2 separate regions of the Homo sapiens genome follow, and region 2 is linked to region 1. A link is a loop called in an ENCODE intact Hi-C map of the cell type or tissue named here. Cell type or tissue: endothelial cell of umbilical vein. All regions are shown on one strand. Each heading gives the region's core, and the rest is flanking DNA. Links, peaks and the distances in the headings are about the cores only. Region 1 overlaps CCN2-AS1 (CCN2 antisense RNA 1). Region 2 has its middle 86 kb from the start of LINC01013.

The links. Peaks named below come from ENCODE experiments on the same cell type or tissue, not always from the same donor. Only the 100,000 strongest peaks of a DNase experiment are listed, where the experiment ranks them.
Region 2: a loop joins it to region 1, with 8 times the contacts of the local background. A loop is called at or near these places in 1 of 110 quality-filtered maps.

Annotation. Positions count from the first base shown.
Region 1 is chr6:132,060,588-132,065,982 of GRCh38, reverse strand. The region is part of intron 2 of CCN2-AS1 (CCN2 antisense RNA 1); the gene reads right to left. Among named protein-coding and RNA genes, the nearest start is that of MIR548AJ1, 52 kb to the left of the region's middle. In endothelial cell of umbilical vein, for the core only: no CTCF peak of the experiment used is centred there; DNase peaks (open chromatin) are centred at 2,072, 2,532 and 3,132; H3K27ac peaks cover 5,000 bases.
Region 2 is chr6:132,215,862-132,221,256 of GRCh38, reverse strand. No RefSeq gene overlaps it. Among named protein-coding and RNA genes, the nearest start is that of LINC01013, 86 kb to the right of the region's middle. In endothelial cell of umbilical vein, for the core only: no CTCF peak of the experiment used is centred there; a DNase peak (open chromatin) is centred at 2,996.

The DNA.
Region 1 (5,395 bases), core at 178-5,177:
CCATAATCACACCACCACAAGGGTCTCTCACTGGGTACCCCTTGAAGATCATCATATCCAGCCAGAAGTCCACTTCCCCAAACCTTCCCTGCATCCTCTCTACACTCACTGAACTCTAAACCGCTGCCTCATGGGCAACTTGTTTGTTAATTTGATAAAAAGAACTTCAGGTGAAAGCTTGCTAAAGATGAGCTCATGTTTTGTCCATTCATAGTAACATACCATACCCACTCACAAGGTGTAATCCAGATGAGTGACTCATTGTATGTGGGCTTCGAATTACATGATAAGAACATATATTTTTAGCAATTTAAAGTCTTACTGTAGTATGATCTATAGTTTCTATAATTCAGTCCTTTTAAACAAGAGCCCAAAGGCCATTACTGCTCCTTCTGCTGCTCTCCAAGGAGCAGGAGCATTTAGTGTAAAAGGGAGACCTGCTTAGGCTCTACCTACTCAGATGTGGGATAAAGACCAGAACCATACAGAATGGCTACACAAAGATTTTGCCAATACTTCAGGAAATGAAAAAATGACAAGGGCAAAAATTGTTGAATCCCAACTCAGTAAGATCTAAAATCTTTAAAATGAGTTTGCAAAACTTTTGTGCAACACATGGAAGAATCTATTTCAGAAGACTTCTAGAACAATTAAGAAGGACGGTCAGGAAAAGATTACCTATTGGAGCAACTTTTTAATACCAGTAAATTTAGTTTGCCTTAGTAGCAGATGCCTTCACGACCTTATACGAATTGTGATATTTAAGTGAATGAACATACACACCATTTTTATTGCTGTTCCTACAAACTTCTACTTTGTTTTAAGTTCTCAGTCTTACCATCCGTAGTTTTATACACCACAGTCCTTTTCACAAGCGTGCCACAGCCACACAGGTTTAGGGAAGATTACTTATTTCCAGACAGGTCTATATCCCAGCCCCACCTAATCACTCCACTCAGCAAATACCTGGACTGTCTACGTGAAGTCTAGACGGGCTTCCAAGGGGCAGCTGAGAAAATGCAAAATTGCTCTCAGTTAGCATGCTGCAACTAAACCCACCATCTTCCTCCCTGGCTTATGAAAAAAATGCCCTTTCTCCAACTGTATACCATTCCTCACTCTTAAAATATTTTGTTTTTTGTTAAGTAGGAGAAGAAATACAACCTATTCTTAATAATTAAATGTGAGTATTGTGCTATTACATTTTCCAGGCAGATCTACAAACATTCCACCCTTTCATTTTTCTGAACAACACTATTAAGTTAGATATTATTCTTATTTTATAAGTGAGCCTTCCATCCCGCAGCTAGAGTTGAGGTTAGGGTCGGGCCTTCAGATTCAGTGCCTTTTCCATTATGTTCTTCCGCTCTCCCTTATTGAAATGTTTGTTGCTCTGTACATATTTTGCTATATAAGTTTTAATTACAACATCTGAATAGTAGGAAGGCACTCTGTTTCTTTTTTTACAGCACATAGCATAGTTTTAACTAATATTTCTAAATAAAATGTGTATTTGCCAAAATCAGTGACATATTTCTTTTAGATAAGAAATATTTCTATAGATTAGCCAGTGAAATTCATTAACAAGTTTTCAAGCAAAGGAAGCAAAAAAGAAAGTGGACCTTTTCAGTGCTATCCAGAGGCAAGGACATAGTCTGTCTTAACTCTTTTGATCTTCATGGCAACACCATGAGTGAGTTATTATATTTTATACATGAGAAACCTGAGTTTCAAAGAAGTGTCTTACCCAATTCACGAAATACGTGGCGGAAATGGGATTTAAACTTAAGTCTCTCTGACTCCAAAGCTCATAGCCTTCCCACTAAGCCATCATACCTTTCTACAGGGTGGCCTCTCTGGTAAACTCTACGAGAAGGAAATTTACTTTGCACAAAAAATTCAGTCTAAGCCTATCCTGATTAAAAGGTCGTGGTCTGTCCCTGTTCAGACAGTAAATTCCAGACAAAGTGCATGTGCACTGAGCACTAACTGTGTGTTTCATCCTGGAGATTCTCTGCAATAACAAGAGTTCCTTTGGGGAAAGTTCAGTTCTTTAGCCACCCTGGCACAGTCTGGGATGACTCAGGTCAGACTACAAAGGCTCCAAACAATCCCTTCTAAACAAGATCTTAAGAATGTCAATGACTAAGGTACAATTGTTCTCAGATGACCTTGGGTGGGGGCCATGATCACTCACAGTATGAAAAATTAAGTGATATGAGATGGGGAAAGTTAAGGTGAGGAGTTTTACTGCTTTCAGGATCCAAAAAGAAATTTTTAAAATGTGCCAACAGACTACAGCATAACCTGATAAATAGCAATCCTCTCTCAAATCTTACTTTTTCCTCTTTTGTTGAAGAAAATGGAAGATAAGACTTGAGTGAAGTTACCCTCTAAAGCCCTACAGGAAGTGTTTATTTTGTCTTATGTATAAAACCATAACTAGTATCCAAAAGAACTTGATGTCCCTGTTAAGAATGAAAAAGACCACGGTAAACAGCTGGCGGGAGCTGATAGCATGTCGCACCATGTGCATTCTTTACCAGCCCCTTGAATTGCTCATTTCAAAAAGGAGAAAACATTTCCTGCCTCAGTGCATAACAGGGAAAGGCGAATGGTCTGGAATGACCTCACAAGATTTAAGCAGTTTGCCAAAGAACTTAAACAGAATTTGCTCAAAGCTTCGATCAACTGAACATTTGCCATACTATTTCAAAAATGTCTGCATTCACAAGAAAGAAATGTCTGCATTCAGAAGAAAGAAAAATCCTCACCATGAGACATATTCTCAGTAAGAAATCATTACAACCACTGAAAATGTTTTCATTGTTAATATGTACAAGTGATAATATCAGAATTTTTGGTGTTTCTTCAATTTCCCTTACTCCTATCCAACTATAACTTTGTGAAAGCAAAGACTATAATTTACTAATGTATGGGTTCTTTGTAGAATTTAACATATTTATGCATTTACTCCCTCAACAAACAATTGTGCTTAACATTGTACAAACACTGGAGATACAAAGACATTTGATGTATAGATCAAATGTTTCTTGAGCATTTGCTGTGTTTCTGGCACTGAGCTAGAAAATGGGCTTATAACTGTGAACTAGACAGTCAACTGTCCTATCTTCATGGAGCTATCAGTCCAGTTCAGTGGGTCATAATCCTGGCTGTGAATCAGAATCACCAGGGAGCTTTTTAAATAGACCGCTGACCGTGCCTGACCTAACACCAATTAAATCAAAGTCAAGACATGATTACAATATACTATGATAAACGTAATGATTGAGAAAAATAAAGAGATATTTTGAGAGCACATAGAAAGTACATACAACCCAGATTCAGGGCTAAGTAGAATGTTTTAAATAATGATTTATCAGTTAGCCTAGGAAATAAAGGGAAGTAAGGGAGATGGAAGCGTTCTGGACAAAAGGTGTATGAGATTCAAAGGCAGAGAGGCCCATTTCTGGGGTAGTACAGTGATGTCACTGCTTCTGATGTCATATAGCATGCAAGGAGAGAAAGACCACCAAAGAGACAGGATAAGTATGTAGGGGCCAGAGCAAGAAAACCCCAGATTCTCATACTGAGGAGGAGGTATTTATTCCTGAAATAATTAAAGCTTTGGAGGAAATTTAAACAAGAAATGTATGTGATACGACCCATTATTTTACTTTCTTTACCCTCAGGCCACGGACACGTATATTTTGCAGATCTAGAAGCAATAATACAGTAATCCCAAATTGAATCATCTCTTAATCCCTGAAGAAAATCAATCATTTGATCCGCTAAAGCGATCTGTCATTATTCCACTTAAATTCATGCCCGGCTTTTTCTGTTTCCCTTCCAGCAAAATCAATCATTTGTCTTGCTCCTAAGACTTTCTCAAGCCCAATCCCTGAGTGATGCTGGGGACACTTAACACCCTTGTTCCCAGGAAGAGGAGAAAGCACTGGGGTATGGAAAGCATAATTTGAGCTTTGTGCACAGTCCTCCAGTGGAAAGGGAAACTAAGTATCCCAAAGTTGTTTTTAAAGCATTTTGTCAGCTTGCTTACCTGATAAGGCAAGAAAGTGGATCATTTATTTTCCTGGGAAATTATGGTAATTTAAACTTTTTCTTCAGAGTGTCCTATAATTGCCTTCTGGGTTTCATGAAGCCCAAAACATGTTTTTGTTATTTATATCCCCTTATTTTTCCCCACTATTCATAAAGCAGTGAAAAACAGTTCTTACAAATAAGGGAAAATTCAAGTACAGTACCTGCTTGTGTGACTCAATATTTTAATTTGATTTAAAAATCAATAATTTATTTTAACTAAATGACAGACATTTTATTCCTATGTACAAAGAACTCAGAAATTCCACCCTACCTCCCACATCCCGTTTGGTCACAAGAGAGATAATGGCTGCATTGACAAGAACTATTTCCAGTTCCTGTCAAGGGTCATTTCAGAAAGAAAGCTCAAGCAAAAGCCTCACACTATTATTTTTATTTTAGAACATTTAAAAATAAATAACCAGTTATTGGTCTCAAGGGTCTTCCTGTTTCTGCAAATGAAAACCTTGGGAGAAAGTAGTTTTATGCTGGTGAAGCATCAGGTTGGTCAGATTAAAAGGGACCAAAGAGAACAGCCCAAACCCAAATCCTATTCCTCTGGAGCTACAAGTGAGATGCTGGGTTTTTTTCCCATTCGGTTTTCCTAGTGGCCTTATGGGGTCAATCATATGAGATGAATACTCACATGAGACAAATTTAGGTTTTAATTTCCTTTTAAGAGGAGCCAGACAACAGCATGCCACATCTTTTGACATCAGTACTAATAGCAGATACGAGTTGATGCCTTACTCTGTTCTAGGCACCATGCCACATGTTTTACATACCTCTTTTTATTTAGCTTATACAATAAACCCATCCCAAGACCCTTATGTACATCCCACTGATAGGAAAAGAGACACAGCCAATAAATGGCACAAAAGAGATTAGAATCCGTTTTTTAGACACAAAATTGAAAGCTCACAACCACTATGTATTTGTTTCTCTGTCATTAAACTGATTTTCCATGCAAATCATTGTCGTTCAGTATTCATATGATGCATATGTGACAAAGGCCCCAAGTAATGAACTGCTGCTCTCTGACTCATTACATACACATTTATGGTCTTTAGCTATGTATCACAAAGCTGCGGAACAGTATTTACATCTTCAGTGAGGCTCCAGCAGTTAACCATGAGCCAGCTGCAGGTCACCTGGCCTTACAAAACAATTCAAAGTTATATGCTCGTGTAGCTCTTTCCAGCCAGGAAATGGAAATAGAGTATTATTGATGGTATATTTGTTTTAGATTTGTTAGCCCTGAGATAGATTAATTGTCTGCTGAAATATTTATTCT
Region 2 (5,395 bases), core at 64-5,063, 160 kb before region 1:
AGATGCTTCTCCAAGCTTATTTCACTTTTCAGGTGATTCTGGGAACTCAAAGTGACATAAGAGTGAGGGCCATTTTATTTTGTGTGTGTGTGTGTGTGTGTGTGTGTGTGTGTGTCTGTATTTCATTTGCTCTGATCTTTTATCCATTTTGTAAAAATCTCTGCCCATTACATCTTTTGGGTCATTTGGCTTGATTCATTACCTTACACAACATCTGCATCTTGTAAAATTTTCCTAGTTGTGTATTTTCAGTTTAAACGTGTTCTTGACAGTTTTACTGTTACAAAATGAACTTGTTTGTGCTAGCATTTGCCAATTCACAGATGTCTTATTTATAGGATAAGAGAGGGCATTTGTCTTCATTTAGAAAATAGATCATGAGTCTTCATAGTCCTTATATTCTTCTTATCCATAAAAGCTATGAGCATAGCACTGATCCAAATCTATTTAAACTTTGATTGGTCAAAACCCAGAACAATGGAATTAAACAAATATTTGGAAAAGAACTTCTCACTGCCCAGATCTATTTCTCAATCCTCCATGTATTTTAATAATTTAGGTGGCCAAGTGGCTTATGCAGGGCACACTGCTGAGATGTATTTGGTGAGATATATTTTGTGTGGCTGCCTTTATTGGAAGCTGATTGTCAAATGGTATAACAGGTGAGGGGCTTTTTCCTAGTGAAGCCAGAGATCAGTGTTTACTTATATAAGAGACACATTCAGTAATTCAATGGGTCATGTCTATTTATTGCCTACCATATTTACCAGGCATTGTTGCTTTTGAGAGTAGAGTGATAATCAATTCAGACATGATCTTTGTTTTCACTAAGCCCAAACAAAATAAGCAGACAATTATAGCACCATATGTAAAGTGCTAGGATAAGGCAGTACCCGGAGGGATACCTAACCCAGACAATAGGGTCCGAAAAGACTTCTCAAAAGGTGTGAAATCTATATTGAGACCTAGAAAGTGAATAAATGGAAGTTAAGTGTTGTGGTTAACTACTTTGGTATAACAACCCTCAAACATAGTGACATAGAGCAATTGTTTTACTATATTTTACAGTTTCATGGGTTAGGAATTTGCACCGGGCTTGACTGGGAGATGCTGGTGCTCCATGTGATTTTTATACAGTGGGTTGTGTTCTAAGCCCTAATGCTCAACTGGAGAATTCTTTCTTTCTTAGTGGCTCAAGGCTCATGGAGAGCACTCTGAGATGAAGATGGAATCTCTGAGACCTTCTCTGACCAAGGCTCAGATATCACACAGCATGACTTCCTCAGTATTTCAGTGGTTTCAAGAGAGTCATAGAGAAAGCCCAGATTCAAGGAAAAAGGATACACAAGGTTGTGAATAGAACAATGTTCACAATAGAATGTTCTGTGGCAATTAAATACATGATGTTTGTCTCCTTTTCTCTTTATCAATAGAAATTATATTTGTCTTCGGGAGTTGCTCTTTTTAAGGTTTTCCCAAATATGCCTAGACATTTTTCTCCTAACAAAGTTGCAACAGTTTCCAGTTTCCCAGAGGGAGGAAGAAATCATAGAAGTCATTGGCCATGATCTGTTGGCATTGGAAACTTGTCCTAGTTGTGAGAAATCTTTTAATTATTTAAGCCAAGTTTAACTTATAAAATAAACACTCTTATGACATGAAAAGCCTCATACAGTCTGTATATGACACCATTACTAATGTAATGAGCTAATGTTAACTGGCCTCTATCATCACTCCACACCATGTTACCTTTTTGCATAATATAAAGTCCTTTTCTGAATTTGAGGCAAACCTCTAATCTCATTAATTTATTCTGTTGACTAATCTCCTGTATTTTCCTCCTGGTGATTGATGCCAAGGGAAAACTGGCCAAAGATCTGTGGAGGCTAATAGGATGACTTTTCATATACCATGATATTAAAAAAAAACCTAATCTGGAAAAATTAACATGAGATCAACCTATTTTTATTGCTAACGAAAGTAAAGGGGTGGTGTTGCCTTGATTTTCAATATTTTGAAATTTTTAAGTAGGTATAAAAAAACCCCTTTTGCCACACATTTTAGGCCCTTGAAACAAACAACTTCTAGGCTGTAAAACAAAACTATATACAGTTTTGTAAAATGTTAATTTTTAATTTTTGCGGGTACATAGTGGTTGTATCTATTTATGATTTACATGAGATATTTTGATACAGGCATGCAATGCATCATAATCACATCATGGTAAATGGAGTATCCATCACCTCAAGCATTTTTCCTCTATGTACAAACAATCCAATTATACTCTTTTAGTTATTTTAAAATGTACAATTAAATTAGTTTTTACTATATTCATCCAGTCGTGCTAGCAAATACTAGGTCTTATTCATTCTTTCTATTTTTTGTACCCATTAGCCTTTCAAACTTCCTTCTCAGCTCCTGACTACCCTTCCTCTGGTAACCGTCCTTCTACTCTCTAGCTCCACGAGTTCCATTGAAAAACTATGCACAGTTTTGATTGTGCCATAAATGGCCTAATTGAAAACAAAGACTTTTATTTCTTCCTGTTCTGGGTGGACCCCTGTTCTGAGTTGCTTACACATTAAGTCCGTAGTTTATAGAAGATCTTCTCCCCTGATAGGCCAAACGTTTTTCTCTTGGGTGATTTTGTAAAAAGTTTAAATATGTCAGAATATAAAATTTTGAGGCCATCCTTACTCTCCTGTGTTCTCATCTTTTTTCTTTTTTGCAGCAGGGAAATAGCTTCACAGACTTTTGACAGTGTACTCAAACTATGTATTTCAATATGTCTACTTCAAGATTATGTATCTTCTATCGGATTATTTACTTGTCAAGTTTGATATACGTGATTAGAAAATAACAGTACTATTATGATTAGTATCATTTCTCACTACAATTAAGAAAATAACATGTACATATTTTGATTTTAGAATAATAGTAATATTTAATATTATTATACTGACCACTAGATGGAGACAAGCCCTCCTCGCTTCACTCATGATAGTTTTCTCATGGTTGAGTAGAAACCTGCAACAAAAGAGTCAGCTTATTACAGTACTGGATGTTCAGAATTATAACAGATATATTATTACAAGCTTTTATTACTGTCAGCATCATAAGTCTCAGAAGCTGTTTAATCTGAGGAATGTGTACTCTGTTTATACAAAGCATTTTCTGTTATCACTGGGAGTCATTTCCAAACTAAATAGTAATGACATTATAAAAGCAAATTTTTTTCTCAATAACTTATCAGTACATTCAAAGTTCACAGGTTTTGTTTCTTGCACTTTTTTAAAATTGCTTTTTTGAAACATTAAAAGAGTTGCTCTTTCACTGAGTTCTTAAGGAGACATTTGGTGTTCAACTTTCATGCAAGTTATTTGTTTTGACATAAAATATAAAGCAAACATTTAGAAAAAACTAACATAAATTCATACTCTATTGCTTAGGTAATGTTTATCACCTAAGAGAGATTGATTTAATAAAATATAGAGTCTACACATTACTTTATACTTTAGCATCCTCCTAAGGTAAGATGTTAACATCTTAACAAGATGAGAATTTGTGCATTCTGTCCAGTGGTCCTCATATTTGCTCACATGTTCTCTTTTACGTATCTCAAAGACCAGTTTTTTCCATTTTTTTTTAAGAGTAAGATTTCCTGTGTATTGTAAAAAATGAAATAAAATAATTTTAGGACACTGTTCTATCACTGTTTTTAATATTCCAATGAAATCTAAAGCCATATGATAGATATATATATTTATATATAATATAATAAATATAAGTATGAAGCAAATATCATATAATATAAATATAAAGCCATATGATATATATATGATCATATAGCTATATGATCTTTAGCATCATCTATTTTTAAAATGCATTATCAAGATTTTCATTTTAATATTTCTTTTTTACCCCTTGGACTCATGTTTTTCATTCTATTTTTCTTCACAGAATATTATCCAAATGTAACATATTTTATGCTTAAAAGTCTTATTAAACACACTATAATATTTTTCTGGTACAAAATTTTGTATCTCTGCCATTAAGTTATATATGCATTTATTTGTTTTTTGTCCATCTTTACCTACCAGAATACAGACTCCATACTGGCAGAAATTTGTTTTCTGTTTTGTTGCTGTTAAATTCTAATCATTTGAAACAGGGCTCAGTCCAGAGCAGACATTGACTAAATTTTTTTTAATGAATGAAGATGAAATTTAAAAGTTTTCAATTTTTGTATGATGAAGAGTCTCTATGTTGTAAATATTTCATCCTAGATTGCATTTTCATGGCAATTATTAACATAAACCTTTTAATTAATATAAAATATGTTAAACTGTTGATAATTACTAAGACAAAAGTAAAGTGTTGTCAGAAATGCAGTTTTTAATGAGATGAATGGAGCTTTTCATGTTTTCATTAAGTCACATATCCGTGGATGAATATTGTTTATTGCTGGATAGAGCTCAGTATCAATTCTATTTCAACTTTTTATTTTCATAGATGTAAATACTAAAACAAGTTAATCATATAATCACGACTCTTTCAAATGCTCCTTAGATGCCAACTATCATATAGTTATTTGTCATTGACAGAATTGCAATGATTCATTGGATAATGGGTTGATTAGGTTCTTCTTCAATTTTATTGAAAGTAGAGCATATAACTACCTTATTGGCAAGACGGTGTTACCCAGAGGCACCATTGTTTCCAAATGTCCATTTAACTTCTTAGACATATATACCTCTAGATGTACTTTCGTTAAAAAAAAAAAAAAAGAAAAAGAAAAGTGGACAATCACAAAGAGAGGGGTAATAGTGAAAGAAAAGGAGGGACGACATTGGCTTCAGTTCCATCAGAGTTTCTTGGGTCCTCACGCAAATTACGTGAAGGAAGCATACAAATGAAATTAGAGACCTAGAAATGTATTGCCTTAAAGCTATACCTCCTACTATTTATTTTTTGTGAATACACAGATTACGTTAATTTATAGGTTATAGTTCCAGGCTACCATTTAATTTCACTGTGGCAGCCTGAGTCCCAGTACTTTGAGCTGACACAGCTAAAGCAGAGTAATACCCTATCTGACAGTGGTGGAAACTGTGCCAGTCTTAAATACCCCACAATAATGATAGGAAAGCTGTTCCAGTTGGGCAAATAAACTGATACATGCAGCATTAAATGATAATGCGCTCATCTAACAGAATAATCTTCCCATCTGATGATCATGACTGGTCATAGGTCAATGCAGGGACAGTTGTGTTTTCCAAAAGATTAGTCATCTGAGCCAGAATAGGATCTCTATTTAGTATAAGAACTATAATTTACTGAAAAATTGTGGAGATGCTTGCTCAATTAAACACATTATTTCTAGTCTTCATGGTCA